Linked DNA regions of Homo sapiens: region 1 is linked to region 2. A link is a contact called in ENCODE Hi-C or POLR2A ChIA-PET data. All regions are on one chromosome and are shown on one strand. The core of a region is the stretch at or near the end of the contact, and the rest is flanking DNA. Distances in the headings are between cores, read along the strand shown.

Evidence for each region. A loop is a pair of places that touch in the nucleus more often than their neighbours do. ChIA-PET counts read pairs that join two places held with the same protein, here RNA polymerase II (POLR2A). Pooled maps may share reads with other maps.
Region 1: a loop to region 2 is called in a pooled map, with 2.6 times the contacts of the local background. The contact joins the promoter of BLM here to the promoter of SEMA4B in region 2. A Hi-C loop is called at or near these places in 1 of 50 pooled maps. POLR2A ChIA-PET finds 5 or more read pairs at or near these places in 4 of 52 experiments (B cell, CD4-positive, alpha-beta memory T cell, OCI-LY7 and 1 more).

Annotation. Positions count from the first base shown.
Region 1 is chr15:90,715,855-90,720,341 of GRCh38, reverse strand. BLM (BLM RecQ like helicase) reads right to left here and starts at 2,996. Exons shown (of 22, transcript NM_000057.4): 1 at 2,902-2,996. CRTC3-AS1 (CRTC3 antisense RNA 1) reads left to right here and starts at 3,202. Exons shown (of 4, transcript NR_120372.1): 1 at 3,202-3,361.
Region 2 is chr15:90,199,362-90,204,067 of GRCh38, reverse strand. SEMA4B (semaphorin 4B) reads right to left here and starts at 2,738. Exons shown (of 14, transcript NM_198925.4): 1 at 2,333-2,738. The coding sequence starts at 2,489. RefSeq lists a silencer at 2,287-3,046 and an enhancer at 2,219-3,190.

The DNA.
Region 1 (4,487 bases), core at 1,747-4,246, 520 kb before region 2:
ACAAAGTCCATATGTCATAACTCCAAGAACTTTCACTCTCTGTCTTCAACTTGTATTTTTCATTCAGCTAATATCTACAGTGACTACTCTGTGCCAGGCATCATGGTAGGCACTGAAGTACAGAGATGGGAAAGACATTATTACTGCCTTCAAGGAGCTTATAGACTAGCAGAAAATAGACATGTCAACAAATAATTACAATGCAACGAGATAAGTCTGACAATCAAGTCTTTTCTTAAAAGACTATGGCTTCCCAGATTAAGGAAAAACAGGCAAATGATAGAGAAGCTTTTCAAAGAACACTGAATTGGATATTGAAGGACAAGTGGAACTTTACAGACAGGACTGAGGTTGTGAAGAAGAGTAGTCTATGAACTAGTGGTACAAAGGCTGAGGTAGAATAGTATGTGTTAGCGATACAGAATGCTCAAAAGCCTCTGGTATCATGCCAAGGAGTTTAGATTTTATCCTACAGGTAGTGGAGACCCTTAGGGGCTTTCAGCACTGAAGTCCTAGGATTATTCTACGATTATCTTGGACCTCTTTATTCTATCCATTTTTCTCTTAGAAAAAAACACATATATATGTAAATTAAAATATATATGTATATCTTTTAATTTTTAATATTTCTTACATAAAGATACAGAAAATAGAATTACACCCATGTACCCACCAACCAAATTTAAAAAGTTAAACTCGGCCCTATTCTCTCTCTTTTAAAGGCATAAAACATTTCAGGTAGATTGACTGACGGACTCTCACTCTGTCACCCAGGCTGGAGTGCAGTGGTGCAATCTTGACTAACTGCAGCCTCCTGGGTTCAAGCGATTCTCGTGCCTCAGCCTCCCCAGTAGCTAGAACCACAGGCGCACACCACCACGCCCAGATAATTTTGTATTTACTATAGAGAGGGAGTTTCGCCATGTTGGTGAGGCAAGTCTCGAACTCCTGGCCTCAGGTGATTCGCCCGCCTCATCCTCCCAAAGTGCTGGGATTATGGGTGTGAGCCACTGTGCCTGGCCTCATTTCAGATATATTTAAAATCTCACTCATGGCCGGGCGCGGTGGCTCGCCTGTAATCCCAGCACCTTGGGAGGCGGAGGCAGGCGGATCACGAGGTCAGGAGATCGAGACCATCCTGGCTAACACAGTGAAACCCCGTCTCTACTAAAAATACAAAAAATTAGCTGGGCGTGGTGGTGGGTGCCTGTAGTCCCAGCTATTTGGGAGGCTGAGGCAGGAGAATGGCATGAACCCGGGAGGCGGAGCTTGCAGTGAGCCAAGATCGCGCCACTGCACTCCAGCCTGGGCGACAGAGCGAGACTCCATCCCCCAAAAACAAAAACAAAAACAAACTCACTCATTCCAGGAATGACTATGAAAAAGGAAAAAACAGATAAAAATTTAAAAATCAAAACAATAAACTATCACTCATTCCCCTTACCTTTTTCCCTTCCCTTCCTGCTCATAGGTAATACCACCTGTCCTGAAGCGGATGTGTAGAACTTCCCAGCATGATGATGTTCTACTGCACATCTAACACTTTTCCTGATTTTTTAACTCTTGGTTTCCTCAGTAAAACGAAGGAAATAACTACTTCTCCAGGTTACTGATAGGACTGTAAACTATACTTATAAGGTACCTGTCATGGTGAGTGGCATTGAAAGTGACACAGGACCCAGAAATTTCATTTCTTCCCAGTAGATTATAAGCTACTGTCTGACAGTATAAGCAGCCCAGCTAACAAAATGTTGATTTAATTAATTCTATTTACTATTCCCCAAACAGAATACTTTTGCCTACCCGCTTCTTCATCTTCTGATCTCTCATGCAGTCTCTCGAATTCCTGTCCCTTAATCTTGACAGTGACACACCAGTGTTATTTATCTGCATGGGTGGCACAAGGAGCTGTCAGTCACCTGCTCCATCTCACGCCATGAGGTACCTAAAGTTCTGTGTGACCTAAGGACAGGTGAGGGCTATAGGAGAAAGCCTAATGTTGTGGGACATACTTTAAAATCAGGCGCTTAGTTCAAATCCTGTATCTCTAGCACTTAATCACCAAATGCTCTTTCTGTACGGAGACAACCTCTTTGTACTTCAGATTCTCCATGTCTAAAATGGGGACAATTTCATCCGCTTCTCTGGGTAATGATAACAGAACCCTTACTGTGTACTATGTAACAGGTAGCCTTCGAAGCATTTATTATTGCATATATTAAGTCGTTTAATCCTAACAAAAACGCCAGGAAGTAGAAGAGACCATTTCCCCCATATGACAGACGAAAACCAAGACACTTAGTGTTTCAGTAACGTGCAGTAGACACAGAGCTAAATGTGAAGGAGCCAGAATTCGAACCCAAGCAATCTGATGCAGTATTCTTAAGCACTTCGCTTTGCTGGGATATCGTAAAGCTACAGTTGTAAGATCAAGGGTGCCAGGAACATGGCACACAGTAGACACTCAAAAACAAGAGTAGCCCAGCTCGTGATTATGGAAGGCCACAGAAAAAGTACAAAGTGTTTTCGTTGTTCCTCAGGAGGGACACGGAGGTAGTAGTGCCAGAGGTCTGGGCTGGGATTACTCTGTGCAGGGCATCATGTTACGCACTGGAGTATATGGGCAACAACATGCCAGGTCCTAGCCCATGCTCGGCCTCCGACGCCCCGGGAGACCTTGGCAGAGTTCGCCCCCGCCCCGGGCCTCTGTTTCCCCATTTGGGAACGTATTTATGTATCTGCTGTCCTCCCAGGATGTTGGCCAGACTAGAGGACTCAGCGGGCCGAGGCGAACCAGTGCAGGAAACGGAAGAACCCGAGCGGCCTCCAGCTCCGGGCCGGGCCGCCAGAGCAGGGCTAGATCAATGCGGACCGACCCGTAGTTACGCGCGCGGTACTCACCTCGCACGCAGACTCCTAGCGGACGGAACCAGGATCCAAACTTCCCGCGCCGCAACCACGGCCGCCGCGCCAAGCCCTGGCTCACTTCCCGCCGGAAGCTTGCCTATTCCGATTGGCTGCTTCCTGGGGAAGCCGACCAATACTGTCGCACTCGGACATCTGTTCCCGCCCCCTCAGGCTGCTGGGGCGGGGTCGCCGTACAGCGCCGGGAGGGACGCGTATCTCCAAAGCCCAATCAGAGTCCGGACGGGAGGGTCAGATGACTACGGTTACATCTCGGGCTTCCGGAGCTAGTTGGGTCTTTGTTTTTGGTGTTTTAGAGTCGGTGAAGGCTTTAAAGGAAGTAGGCAGCTGGAACCCGGCTGTGGCGGGTTGAAAAGCCCGGGCGTTTGAGAGCTGAGACTTGCCAGTTCCCACAGGCCAAGCCAGGCGTCTGCACCCCATTCTCTTGGTTCCGACGGTGTGTCTCTGCGATGTTTTGGCGGTCTCTCCTCTCCATCCCCTTAATAATACTGGTCTCTGTTTCACCCGTACCCCTCTACACGAGCAGGTGCAAATTGTCATTGAACCGGGAAAGTGGGCACACACTCAGATGCCTCCATGGACACGTGAGAAACCATGCTTCTGTTTCAGCCTATTGCTGACACGCGGGAATGTGGGCCCTGTGATGCCAGATCTTACTTTCTTTCCTTTCTTCCTCTCTTCTCCCCTCTCTACTTCCTTCCCTCTCTCCTTCCCTCCCGCCCTCCCTCCTCTTTGTGTGTGTGATAAAATCTATCTAACATAAAATTCACCATTTTTAAGTGTACAGTTCACTGGCATTAAGTACATTCACATTGTTGTGAAACCATCACCACTATCCATCTCCAGAACTTTTTCATTATCCCAAATAGAAAATCTGCCTGTTACACAGTAACTCCCCGTTACCCGTTTCTCACAACCCCTTATAGCCGATATTGCACTTTCTGTCTGTAAGTGCGAGGTACCGCATATAAATTGAATCATACAATAATTGCTCTTTTCTGATTGGCTTATTTCACTTAGCATAATGTCTTCAAGGAGCATCTATGTTGTAGCATGTATCAGAATTTCTTCCTTCTTGAGGCTAAATAATATTCCATTATACATGTATACTACATTTTGTTTATCCATTCATCCATATAAATGGATGCTTGGTTATTCCCACCTTTTGGCTATTGTGAATAATGCTGCTATGAACTTTGGTATACAAATAATCATTCTCCACATAATACGCAGAAAGAGTTTTCTAAAATGTAAAAATCTGTTCAAGTTACCTCCCTCCTGAAAATCTTCTATGGTAAATTGAAACCAAAATATGATACTATTAAACACTCCATAGAATAGCTGAAATGAAAAGACTGACAATTCCCTTAGTTGCAAAGATGCAGAAATGGGACTCTCATACAGTGTTGATGGGAGTGTAAAATGGTACAACCACTTTGGAAACATCAGTCTCTACTGAAATCAAATTTACCCCTACCCTATACCCCAGAAATCCCATTTCTAGATATTTACCCCAAAAAATGAATGCCTTTATTCACCAAAAGACTCATAGCAGCTTTATT
Region 2 (4,706 bases), core at 1,489-3,988:
GAGCCTGTTCAGTTACCAGGGCATTCCCCTCTCGGACTCCCAGCCAGCCCTAGGACCTGCACGTAGGTAAGAGTAGGAGGTGGGTATGAGGGCCAGGAGGAAGCCCAGAGAGGGGGCACTCCAGGGTATAGTGGCAACTCAGTCGACTATAGATACGTGCTCACAAGTTCAGGTAGCTAGGTGCCACTACACTATTCCAGGGCTTTGGTGGGACTGGAAAAATGGGCCACTCCGGGCAGACCTAGCCCCAAGAACATAGCAGAAGGGGTCTTTTGCTCCAGGACTCTTAGGTTGGAGAGCTGAGTGTGGACTGCATTTCAGGTCCTCTCAACCCTCAGCTGGGCACCTTGGTACAATGCACAAAATGCAAGCCCACCTACGGCAGCCCTGACAGGTGAATGCTGGTGCGTGACAGAAGCCTGGGAACAGTCACGGGCTTGTAGAAGTGGACCAGGTCCTGCAGCTGCATTGGTAATAATAACCAAGTATTCTAGCTGCTCCTCGGGAAGCAGGTCCCCTCGATTCCCCTCGCTGCTCTCCAGTTTTGCCTTCTAGCTACCCTGTGATTGTCCCATCCAGTTCCAGAGTTGGACATGAAACCTACCGTCTTTTGACATGGTCCCATGAGCTGGCCCAGCTTTCCCAAGGCCATAAGTGGAGTCCATTGGAGCATCTGCCCCCATCTCACCCTGCCTTCTCCCAAAAATGAGAGGGTCTGAGGGCAAAGGGAGTTGTGGCCACAACAGAAGTAGCAAGACAGCAGGCCTGGGGCTGGTTACACCTGTTCATCCTGACTTCACAAGCTGAAGCACCCAAGGGGCTACAGTCAAACTAACACCCCAACCCTGTCCTAACCCCAGGCAGAATCACCCCAGATCTGGGCAAGATGTACAGAAGTAAACTCTGAGCTGAGTAACACTCATTCAGCGGTTCCCGTACCAGGCCCTGTCCTAACGACTTTTCAAACACGAGCTGATTTAATCCTCACTACCTTGAGGTAGGTTCTGTTATTATACCTGTTTTACAGATGAAGAAATCAAGACCCAGAAACTTTAAGTAGCCTGCTCAAGGTCACATGGTTACTAAGTGGCTGAGGTAGCATTTGAACCCAGGTCATCTGCAGTATTTCAGACAGGGGTTCAGGTAGGGTTACTTGAAGCCGCTAGGGCCCTGCCTTAATTTAAGTGCTGATTCTACTATTTCCCTTTGTAAACAGGATGCTTTTAGAGGTGGGGATGCTGTGAGGAGATGGAAGTCTGGGACAGTTTCAGTCTGTAACCTCTAATTCATACATGCTTTATTCCAAGTCATACAATATGACAACCAACAAGTTAAAGGGCTTGCGGATACATCTGTTGGGCACTTATAAACTTCATACCCGAGTAACACACCTTGCAAGGCACCTACGACTGCCTATTTTGCAGATGAGAAAGGTGGGGCACTGGGAGCAGAAGGCACTTACTTGCCCAGTGGAAGAAATGGGCTTGGGATCCAGGACCCTCTGAATCTAAAGCCCAAGTGCCCCAAGAAGAGCTGGAGAAGCAACCGGATGGAAGGGAAAAGGAGAGGGAAGGGCGGAGGGCTGAAACAGGAGGTGGCCACAGAAGCAGATGTGAGGACCAGGAAAGGAACCCAGCCAACCAGGATGCTACTCCCAGGTCACTCTGAGGAGGGGTCGCGCCCAGGACTTGGGAATGTCAGCGCCCAGAGCTGCCCCCATCCGCAGTCTGTTCGCTCCCAGGACTTGGGAATGTCAGCGCCCAGAGCTGCCCCCATCCGCAGTCTGGTCGCTCCCAGGGCCTGGAGGTCTCTCCATGCTGGGGCTTGGGGCTGCACTGGCAAGCCAGGGATGGAGGGGCGGAGAGGGAGGATCGGGCGCCTGCCCGCCCACCACAGCTCCCGGCCCTGCTGCGACTTGCTGGGAATACCAGAACCCCAGTGTTTATAGGACTGCAAGCAGTGGCCTCCCTCTACCCCGAGCCGCCCTCGGGGGCGGCACCGCGGTCGGCTCTGGTCAGCATCAAAGACAAGTAGATGGGCAGGCGGACCCCGCCGAAAGTGCATCCTCCTAAGGGAACTAGGGGGGACGACAGAGCGGGCTAGACCCCATCCCTACGCAGAAAGAAAACTGAAGAAAGGGGCCAGCGGCCCCACAGCTCCCCTCTCCTCTCCCTCCCTCCGCGCAGCGCCTTGAAAAAAGAAGGGGTCCTAATGGATCCCGTGCCTCCGACAGGTCCCCTCCTTGGTCCTTTGTCACGGCCACCTCCGCACGAGGCACGTCCCCGGCAGCCTTCCTTCCCCCGGCCCGCGTCCCCGGGTCCCCGGCACTCACCCAGAGGCAGGCTGATCCGGGGGCTGAGCGCCCAGGTCGGAGGCGGCGGCTGCAGCAGGAGCAGCAGCAGCAGGAGCAGCAGCAGCGGTGGCCGAGGCGGCAGCGCGCCCCATGGGGCGGCGAGCCAGCTCCTCAGGCCCATCGCGGTGCGCAGCATTCGGAGAGCAGGAGCGACGGTGTCCCGCGGCTCGGGCTCAGGTGGCTCGGCCGGACTCACGGGCGGCAGCTCCGCCCCGCGGTCCGCCCCCGAGTCGCCCCGGGGGCCCCCGCCTCCGGACCTGGGGGGCGGGAGGTGGGAAACAGGGTCAAGTGGGCCCTGGCAAACTCAGCCCCTCCGCGGGGCACCGCAGTCCTCCCGCCGGCGCCGGCCCCGCAGCCTCGGCTTGGGCAGAGCTCACCCGCAAGCGGCGGAGGGCGGGGCTGAAGGAGGAAGTCGGCCGTGAGCCCGGCCGGCCCGCCCCCTTCCCCCTTCCTCCTTCCCGGGCGCTGGCAGCGCGAGGGGCGGCAGCTCGGGGCGCTGCCGCAGGGGCCAAGCCCGGGATCAGTAGCCCCGGCGGCCGCCGGAGCGCTGGGACGCGGACGAAAGCCGACCCCCAGCTCCCCGCCCCCACTGCTCAGACCCTCCCACCGCCGCCCAGGCCCTGGCCCCTTCCGGCTCCTCTGGGACCCTCTGCTAGTGGCGTTGGTTTGGGGACACGCTGCGTCCCCGCTATGCGCCTAGGGAGTTAGGGGGCGGATGGTGATTAGGCCTTGGTCTCCTCCCTTTAGGCGCCCCCTCCGCTCTTGCTCCTGGCGACCCCCTTGTTCCTGCGACCAAATGAACTCGGCCGAGCTCGTGCTGACACTGGGGCTAGCAGCTTGAGAGTCCAATTTTTGCACAGGTCAATCCACTGCAAGTCATGGCTGGGCATTCACTACAAGCTCAGCACTTAGTCTAGGCACCCTGCGGGCTTGTCCGCTTAATATTCTGTCCACGCGAAGCCCTCGGGTGGGGGAAGGGCAAGATTAGCTTAAGTGGGATAATAGGATTTAATGTACTGCTGAGGAGGTAAAACCTTCACAACCTGCACGTGACCCGGCAGGGGAAGGGAACCCCTAAGACTGGAGTGGAAGCCCAGAGGCACCCACCCCTAATCCTCCTGGCTCCTAACATCTCCACGGGTGGAGTTCAGCTCTGCTGAGACCAGGGGTTTCCAACTGCAGCCTGGACCATTAGCAGATTCTGAAATCAATTTAGTGGATCCCAACAGCATTAAGAAACAAACAAAACATAGAAACTATCTAAGCAATAATCTCAAAGGATAAGTAATTTTGGGAAAGCTACTTCAACTTTTCCTAAGTGTGCACAGGATTACAGAAAAATGTAGTAGTTCCTCCTGTAGTTAAGAGTCCAAAAGAGTGAAAGCCTCTGCTAGTTATTTCCATGGCAGTAGAGACCATCGCTCCATAAATTTGCTGCAATTGCAGGAAAGCTCCTCTTCACCCCCAGCCAAAATCAGCCTCCTCAGAGCACCTCTTTTCCTCTCCTCCCGACTTTCAGGGTCTGCCACATCTGCTCCCACAACAGGGATGCTGTCAAGAGGGTGGGCACAGCACCCACATGGTCCCAGGTCTCCTTTCTTACAGCTAAGTTTCCTCATGCTGCATGATTTCTGTACCTCCATCACCTTCTGTGGACATGGTGCAGGCTAGCAGCATCCCTTTTAAAGGGGCTCCCAGAACTGGACACAGAATTCCACATGGGATATGGACAGCACCAAGCACCCACAGTGCTACTATTGCCCAGGTTTGGATGCTTACTCTAAATGGGTTCAATCCACCTACAGCCAGTGATACCCAAACCCCTATCTGCCGCCTAGTCCAGCCCTGCTCAGCCCTTAACTCCAAAAGGCCTCAACTTTTTTTTTTTTGAGACAGAGTCTTGCTCTTTTGCCCAGGCTGGAGTGCAATGGTGCAATCTCCACTCACTGCAACCTCTGCCTTCTGGGTTCAAGTGATTCTCCTGCCTCAGCCTCCCGAGTAGCTGAGATTACAGGTTTATGCCACCACACCCCGCTAATTTTTTGTATTTTTAATAGAGACAGGGTTTCACAATGTTGGCCAGGCTGGTCTTGAACTCCTGACCTCGTGATCCACCTGCCTTGGCCTCCCAAAGTGCTGGGATTTCAGGCGTGAGCCACCACACCTGACCCGGCCTCAATATTTCTACTTGGCTGTCTGAAAACCATCTCGAGCCCAACATGTCCCAAACTAAGCTCCTGATCTCTCCCCCTTCTCAAAAATGTGCTCCACCTACAGCCTTCCCCATTTCATTTAATGGCAATTCCATCTTTAAATTGCTCAGGCCAAAACCCTCAGCTCCTCTCATTATCTC